2 separate regions of the Homo sapiens genome follow, and region 2 is linked to region 1. The links are chromatin loops, found by intact Hi-C in ENCODE. Cell type or tissue: endothelial cell of umbilical vein. All regions are shown on one strand. Each heading gives the region's core, and the rest is flanking DNA. Links, peaks and the distances in the headings are about the cores only.

Evidence for each region. Peaks named below come from ENCODE experiments on the same cell type or tissue, not always from the same donor. Only the 100,000 strongest peaks of a DNase experiment are listed, where the experiment ranks them.
Region 2: a loop joins it to region 1, with 2.7 times the contacts of the local background. A loop is called at or near these places in 3 of 110 quality-filtered maps.

What each region holds. Positions count from the first base shown.
Region 1 is chr18:10,267,667-10,272,056 of GRCh38, reverse strand. No RefSeq gene overlaps it. Among named protein-coding and RNA genes, the nearest start is that of LINC01254, 140 kb to the left of the region's middle. In endothelial cell of umbilical vein, for the core only: no CTCF peak of the experiment used is centred there; DNase peaks (open chromatin) are centred at 1,726 and 2,606; H3K27ac peaks cover 2,382 bases.
Region 2 is chr18:10,052,994-10,057,383 of GRCh38, reverse strand. No RefSeq gene overlaps it. Among named protein-coding and RNA genes, the nearest start is that of VAPA, 140 kb to the right of the region's middle. In endothelial cell of umbilical vein, for the core only: no CTCF peak of the experiment used is centred there; a DNase peak (open chromatin) is centred at 2,103; H3K27ac peaks cover 2,752 bases.

The sequences.
Region 1 (4,390 bases), core at 123-4,122:
AGCTCTAAAGAAGTTTGCCGTTCACCAAGGCTGTGGTTGGAAAAGGAATTATCTGGTAGAAATGACAGCCCTAGGATGATGCATGCATGTGTACAGAGCCTGAACTTTGACTTTACATGTGATGCAAGGAGCCCAAAAAGAAAGGCTAAACAGCAAAACCCACCAGGCCAGGAAGAGGCAAACACAAAGTCTTGCTATGGGGCCAGTTCCCTCCTCATCCCTGTGCTGCTCTGCTCTCCATGGTTTACACTCCAGCACAACTCTGCACACCCATGGTTCAGCCCCCATGATTTGCCTCAGCCTCTCCTTTCATGCAAAGTCACCCCAGTTCCCCCAGACAACTGGCAACAGTCTCCTTGTTTCCCAATGTGAAAATCCTGAGCCATGACTGGCTTGGCTAGCTCATCTCTGCAATCCAGGCCACAAGTCATGGAGCCCTAAACAAGCTATAAGCTGGCTTCTTTGAAACCACATGTCTGCCCCCGGTCCCCTTAGGCATGAACCAGAGATGGGCTCATGTGGCCGGCTTTGGGGAGCAGCAACTACGGATGAGTAGGGAGATGACGGCCACTTTCCAAGAACAACGCACTGTGCTCAGGCTGTTCCTCTAACTGGAACACACTCTTCATGGGCCTCCCGCAGCCTCTTCTCTGCCTGGTAAAGATCAAATATCTCTAGAAGGCCACTTCAGGCCTCCAGGCAGCAGCAGCAGCCCCTCTCTAGGCTCCTACAAGCACGCTGTACTCACCTACATAGAGTATACCACTTACATGTTGAATCACAATTATTTGTTTATTCGTGTGTTGTTTACTAGACTGTGAGTTTTTCAAGGGCAAAGACTGTCTCTTAGCTGTCCTTGTATTCCCAGTGCCCAGCACCATTCCTACTACCACCCAGGAGGGACTCCATGAGTGTTCATCATTTGATACATGAGCCAAGTCACCTGCACATTCTGTACTATCTACTCAGCACTTTACAGAATCCCCCCTAATAGCACAGGATGACGGATCAAGAGTCCAGCTTCCTTGGGTTACAGATAAAGAAACACGGCCCCTGGCAGGTGAGGGAGCTTGACAAATTCACATGCATGGTGAGCAGAGGCTCTGCGATGGGAAGGATGTCTCTCTCCTTCGGCCTCCTCAGTCAGGCAAGGGGTCTGCCCACAGCTACAGATGTCTCCAAAGAGCGAGAGTGGATGCGACCCTATCAACCACCTCCAGCTCCAGTGGGCTGCAGGGGGATAGCACCCCATGAGTTTTATCAGGCTCAGAGTAGCTTTAGAAGTACAAGCGTTTCTACAACCTCTGCTGCTCAACAGGAATCACTCCTCTTGTTCTTTATTGAGCCGCCCTCAATGCAAACCAGGTCCTCCCTGAGAAAGGTCCGATCACCCCTAGCTTTTGAAGTTAACATCTGAGGCCCTCTCTGTGGATCAATGACACAGGCAGAGAAAGGACAGATCTGTCTCAGTGGCCCCAGTACAAGCGATTCCAGTCTAGGACTCTCTGATCTACCCTGCAGGCTTATTCCATTGTCTTGGAGTGAGGCCACGCTTACACAGGAAGCCCTGTGTATCACGCTGCACTGTGGGCAGAAACATTGCAAAGTCCTTCCTATGACTGATAAACAGTGTTTGGTTTGGATCAAGAGGAAAAATAAGGCGCTCGGGATAATAGAGGCGGATGGGGAAAACACACGGGACTCCAAAATGAGAGCAAAAGAAGATGATTGCTTTGAACCATTAATGTAGTAACAAACTCTAGGAACAATGAGCATTGGCCAGAACAAGCTTCCTGCCATCCAGCTGCAGTCAAAGCTGAGAGTTCACGGAGGCCAGAGAACTGGCAGGAGCTGTGTTATGACTGGGGGAGAACAAACAGGCCAGGTCAAGAAAGGCAGGCACCCTTCAAAGGACAACATCTCAGGACGTAGATGACTTCAGCTGCAGTCACTAACAAAGAAAGGTGTCCCCTCCTGCAGAATGATAACATGAGACAATCTGAAAGGAAGAAAAAGGCAGATGGCCAGGCTGTGGCCGAAAACTGTTAACGTTCCTCTCTAACAATAGGGTTGATAGTATTATTTGTTTTTGTTAAACTGCTTTAGGAGGTGGTGGGTGGTGGCTGACCCCACTTCACCAGGGACCCATGTGAGGAAACATCATGACTGTCTCACTAACTCCAGGACCTTTTGTTTTGCTGAATGAGGGATACAAGTTGAGGGGGAAAGCTAAGTTGCTCAGGATGTAAGAAGGAATTCTTAGAGGCTGTACAAGGGGTAAGTAAGAGGAGAAAAGACACCACTGGCAGGGGAGAAAAATGTGGGCAGCAGGAGTAGGGAGTGGAATAAAAAAAAAGTTGGATGGGAAATTTAATTTACTAAGAGGTGTGAGCTGGGATCTTTCATCTCTGTTTTTTCATTTGCTGAAGATTTCAGTAAAATAAGTACTTCTTCCTAAACACACCATGGAATGCATTCATTTTATGGGATGCTGATTTTGGACCCAGGTGGATGTGGGGTGAGAGCTGAGTTCCCTGCCCCAGCTAAGTTATACTTTTGAATAAACTGTTTCCGTGGAACTTCCCATGCCAGGATCTCAGGCCTTTGACCAAAGTGCCAACTTGGCATGAATAAAGGAAAATAATTTTTTCCCTTATCTCCACTCCCAGAGCTCTGCAATTGCAGTTAAAGCTAGATGATTTATTAATAATTTAGTACAGTACTTATTCAGAGATTTTGTGCTTTGTTTTTCACTGTGGCAGACTAATTAGGCAAGAATAGAGTTGAAAAAAAGAGAAGTTGCTAGGCAGGGCCTAGGAGGAAAAACCAAAATAGACTTTTTATCCCCCAGGTGTAGGCCCAGTGAGGATAATTAGGCCAGGTTGTCCCAGCGGGGTAGATGTGGATAAAGTCTGGGTAGTTCAAAGGCTGAAGAGAGAAGGGATTGACTAAAGAAGAAATCGAAAAAGAACTGGGCAGGTGTGGGCTCCACAGTCCAGGAACCCGAGCTGGCTGGATGACTGGGTTGGGAAGGAACTCAGATGGGACAGCAGTACGGGTACCTGTGAGGCCTTGGGAGCTTTAGTAGTCAGGATAGGCCAAGTTATGCTGCATTACAGATACACTCCGAAACTTCTGAAATACAAAGAGAGTCAAGCTGCTGTTAAAGCAGCTTCCTTGGTTAGTTCTTCTCCATATGGCTACCAAAGGCCCCAGGCTGCTTCAATCTTGTAGCTATGCCTTGCAGAACACACGACTTCCAAGGACACTGTCGAACAGGAAAGAATTAATAGTAAAGAGATGTATTGCCCACCGTGGTAGCCACTAGCCACATGTGGCTAATTAAATTTAAATTGATTAAAATTAAATAAAATTTTAAATTCAAGTCTTTGGTCACATGAGGCCAGTGGCTACCACAGTGGACAGCACAGATATAAAACATTTTCATCATTGCAGAGAGTTGTGGTGGACAGAGCTGGCCTGGAGGTTTACACAGGGGGCTTTATTGCCCTTCCAGGAGGTGGCCTTCATCACTTCTGCCACATCCCACTGGCTGGAACCCAGTTCCTTAAACCCAACCTCACCACTACGTAAGCTGGGGTGTGTCCGCCCAGAAGGGAGTGGGATTGGTGAGGCTCTAACCACCCCCACAGGGGGCCTTGAGGGAATCTCACTGGGCCAGCTTGGAGGGACCCAAAAACTGCCCACCTCCAAACGGACCGAGGAGCAGACTGCCGAGCGCAGGAGCACAGACTGACTGAATTATACAATGAGTTCCTTCCTTGTACAATCCAAAGATGGAGTGAGAGGAGGGGAGAGGGAGAGGGAGAAAGCCCTGAACAATGGCTGAAATAGAATTTTTCCCTAAGCTTGCATAGTAGAAAATTAAGTCCAATTTTATTTGATTCAGAAAAAATAAAGAAATAGAGCACTTTTTCCACTTCCATGGATCTTGGGCATTTTTTTTGTTTTTGTTTTTGTTTTGTTTTGTTTTGAGAGGGAGTTTCACTCCTGTTGCCGAGGCTGGAGTGCAATGGCGGAATCTCAGCTCACCGCAACCTCCGCCTCCAGGGTTCAAGAGATTCTCCCACCTCAGCCTTCCGAGTAGCTGGGTCTACAGCGCCCGCCACCACATCTGGCTAATTTTTGTATTTTTAGTAGAGATGGGGTTTCACCATATTGGCCAGGCTGGTCTCAAACTCCTGACCTCAGGTGATCCACCCGCCTCGGCCTCCCAGAGTGCTGGGATTACGGGCGTGAGCCACCGCGCCCGGCCAATCCTGGGAAATTTTTATCCACTACATCGTTTAAATTGTGAAAGTGTATGAGGAACAGCAAACATGTCCCTAAAGGTTAGTGCCGGAAGCCAAGTGACGGCCACAGACCACCC
Region 2 (4,390 bases), core at 160-4,159, 210 kb after region 1:
CCACACCTAATCCTGCTGCACCAGCCAGCCTGAGCATTCTGCAGTCTCTTCATCAAGTGCCATGAGAGTTGAGTGAGCCCGAGAAGGTGGCAGGAGGTGTGGGGCGTAGGTGCCACTCAGAACTCAGAGACCTCCACCCACACAGTCCACCAATGCTGTCATCCAAAATGAGTGGTGTATGATGGTGTGGCTACCATGTACTAAGCAATTGAAACGTGCACTGCATTGCATGAGGCCCTTCAAGATAGCACATTTTATCCTTACAACAACTCTATGATGTGGATCCTTCTGTTTTTCAGATAATCCCTGAATGCTGCACATAGGATGCTGGTTGTGACACTATGGCGTGGCAGGCATCCCACCTGGATCCCTGAATTGTGTCACTCCTGAGGCCTAGGTATCTCTGGCCCCAGAGAGAACAGGCTGATGGAGTAGGCCTATCTAAGCCTAAGTTGCCCAGGAAACAAGAGAAAACTCATCCTAAAGAACAAAAGACCAACGTAAACATCTATGGCTAAAAGAAATGGGTCAGACTCACGAGGGAAGATGACTGTGTGCACTAAGGACACTACCAAGAGCCTGCCATGCTTGCTGGCCCCGGGCTCAGGCCCTGCTGATGCGCACCTGGGGGAGGAAACAAACAACTGTGGAGCCGCTCTCCCAAGATGCCCTTAGGCCACAAGCATGGCCACGGTGCGTCCATGGACTGGCTCTGCGGGGCAGCATGCTGACGGTTCCCTGATGGCCACAGATGGGGCATGACAGCAACGTCAACACATCCATGGCCCTGAGCAGCAGGCGCTGTTAGGCATCGATGGCCTGTCCCAGACCAGGATGACATGGAAGAGAAAAGGCTCAGAATTCATTCAAAATCTTTGAGGCCAAGGGCCTGGACCATCTATTTGAGATGCCCAGATGCTTTTCTGAGCATTTTCTTTCACTTGCCTCATTTCACTGAGGCAAGACGGCTGGACAGTGGGCTGCAGCAGACGAAGTACACCAGCCTCAAAGGTGTTCGGTGTCACCTGCCTCCCAGAGACAGGGTCTTAGAGTTCGCTCTGTTCACCCAAGGAGTCCTTCCATGGCCCTTGTGGGCAAGTTCCCCAATAACTTGATTTTTTTTTCTACTTACATTTCACTGTCACTCCCAGCAAAACTCAGTCCAGCTCGGTTCTCCAGGCTGCACACGTGGTCGCGGTGGCCCCCAAGCTTCTCTGAGGCTCAATAGTAGCATTTCTCTGTTAGGCTTAGCCAACTAGGTAAGCTTTTAGTTTGAACAAAATTACTCACTCATTTCTTTTTGTGTAGCCTTAGGGGTACAAATAGTTTTGGGCTACATGGATTAATTGTATACTGGTGAGGTCTGCACCTATCACCTGAGTAGTATATATCGTATACAGTATGTAGTTTTTCAACCCTCACCCCACTTTCCTCTCCCCAGTTCTGAGTCTCCAGTGTCCATTGTACCATTCTGTTTGTCTTTATGTTCGCATAGCTTAGCTCCCACTTATAAGTGAGAACATGTAGTATTTGGTTTTCCATTCCTGAGTTACTTCACTTAGACTAATGGCCTCCGGTTCCATCCAAGTTGCTGCAAAAGACATTATTCTATTCTTTTTTACTGCACGTCTCTTTAGACAATGCCTTCCAAATTTCTCTTCAACATACAGCTTTGTTTTTCTTATGATTATAAAGATAACACATTCAAACAACACAGAAAAGAAGAAAAAGGAAAGTCAAGATCACCTAAAATCCCATTTGCTCATCGTGAAATGTACAAATTGTGCAATACCAAACCACTATTTCTGGTGTCTGCTGCAATGATGGGCCCAAGGGGGCAGGTGTGATTTTGTCCTGCTCTGCTAGCTCATCTCTGTGGAGCGAACACATATGGGCTGCATGTCCATGGGATGGGGATCAGGCAGCCGCGAGGAGCCGTGGGGACTTCACCGCACTGGCTGTGCTGCTGTATGTGCTTTGACTTAGAATTGAGGCTTGTGCCTGCAGACCTTCTTTAGGCACATAGAATAAACAAGTAGCAAAGGGAAGGTATTATTGTTGTGTGACCCTGACCGGCCTAATTCCCGGAGCCTGCTTCCTCCCCTGTGTCATTTCCCGTCCTCCCCTCGTATCTACCTCTGCCCAGTCATGATTGACTTTTGACAGAGATCACTCAGCTCCTGACAAACTTTCACTGAGACAGAATTGGCTTAGTATCTCCTAAACCAAAGAGATTTTGCAGGAACAGCAGGATGTCAACGCTAAGAAGTGGTAGTCCAGGCAGGGAAGCTGAGGGACGTGAATCCCAGGGCAAGCAAACCTAGCAGGAAATCACCCCTGACGAGGACCAGCGGGCTCAGGCTCAGGATCCCAGTCAGCACAGTGATGGGGTCCCAGGAGCAGTCAAATGAAGCAAGGCTTCAGTGTGGCCTGTGAATTCTGTGTACTCTCCTAGAGAGTATGCTTTTGCACACATGACTTCAGCCACAGTTCCCACAGAGCCAGCGCCGGATGAATGGAAGGCAGGGCGGGTGGGCTAGTGGAAGGGAGGGGCATCCTGAAGCTTGGAAGGAGGTAGAGTCACCGCTGGTGATGCGGGGAGAGGCCTGGCCCTGCCAGCACCTCTGTGTGCTATGGCCCTCTCGAAGTAAATGGGAAGATGGTGGAGCTCCTGGATTAAAAGGCACATAGTCCTAGAGGAGACCTACACGGGACTCACCCAGCTGCGATCTTCTGGAAGGGGATCGCTTCTCAGGAGAGAGCCTTGCTGCTCCTAGGATTTGGTGGACTCGGAGTAGCAGGAGATTAGCGCAGGGGGAGGGCCACAAGGAGTGTGAGGGGGTGGTGAGTGTGGAGTCGCAGGGGCACTGCGTTTCCTGAGAAAGGCAGGAAAACCTGGGAAACGCTGACTCCTCCTCTCACCTTCCATATCAATTCCTTGTGAAATGGCAGTTCCGGCTCCTAGTATAATGTGAATCCCTCTCTGCAGCCATTCCCTCTGCCCAGGCCACCATCCCCTCTCACCCGGGTTAAAGCGCAGCCTCCTCCCTGGCCTCTGGCCTCCAGCCTTGTGGCTCTCCAATCCGTTCTCCCTATTGCAGCCACAATCATGTTATTTATTTACTTATATATGTATCTGATGCCATCTACCCTGCGAAATGCCACCAAAGTGGCTTCCCTTAGCTCTCAGGAGGACATGCAGACCCTGCAGCTTGTCCTACAAAGCCCTCCCCACCCCTCCCCTACCTGCTCCTCCATCTCCACTCTCACCCTGTCCCGACTCAGCTGCAATGCTCCTACCCTGCACCATGGCCCCAGCTCCTCCTAGTAGGCATCTGTCCCTCACCTCTAGGCCTCACGCCAACTCCTGTTCCCTTCTCCTAGACCATCTGTGATGGTTAATACCAAGTGTCAACTTGATTGGATCGAAGGAGGCAAAGTATTGATCCTGGGTGTGTCTTCGAGGGTTGCCAAAGGAGATTAACATTTGAGTCAGTGGGCTGGAAAAGGCAGATCCACCCTCAATCTGGGTGGGCACCATCTAATCAGCTGCCTGTCCAGCCAGGATATAAAGCTGGCAGAAAAATGTGCAAAGGCCAGACTGGCTTAGCCTTCCAGCCTACGTCTTTCTCCCTGCTGGATGCTTCCTGCCCTCAAACATCGGACTCCGAGTTCAGTTTTGGGACTCGGACTGGCTTCTTTGCTCCTCAGCTTGCAGATGGCCTATTGTGGACCTTGTGATCATGGGAGTTAATACTACTTGCTAAACTCACATATATATGCGTGTGTGTGTGTGTGTATACATATATGTGTGTGTATATATATGTGTGTCTGTGTATATATATGCGTGTGTGTATATATATACATATATATCCTATTAGTTCTGTCCCTCTAGAGAACCCTGACTAATATACCTCTTTCTCGCTTTTCACCTTGCCTATTCTTGAAGGAGCTGAAAAGGCACTGACTGTTGCGTTCCTTCCTGATCCCACCTGATTGGGTTATTTTCATCAAAGGGAGAGGTTCTCCACCCTGGCTGCAAAGGAAGGTCTCCTGGAGAGTTTCAGTACCAATGCCCAGGCCCCATTCTCACCCAGAACAATTAAATCAGACTCCCTGGGGTGCTGGGGGTGGGTAGGCTGGCCAGACCAGGTGAGTCTAACAGGGAGCCATGTTTGAAAACTACTGACCATGGGGTCAGTTACGCTGTGCTCTGCTCCCCAAGCGTCCATCCTGTACTTCCCACATCAGGGCACTACTGTGAAATGAGTGACTGGCATTGTCAGCACATCGTTCTCATCATAGTCATCACTGCTATCATGGTCATTCTTGCATGCCATTCTTTTTTGTTATTTAGAGACAGGATCTAGCCCTGTCACCCAGGCTGGAG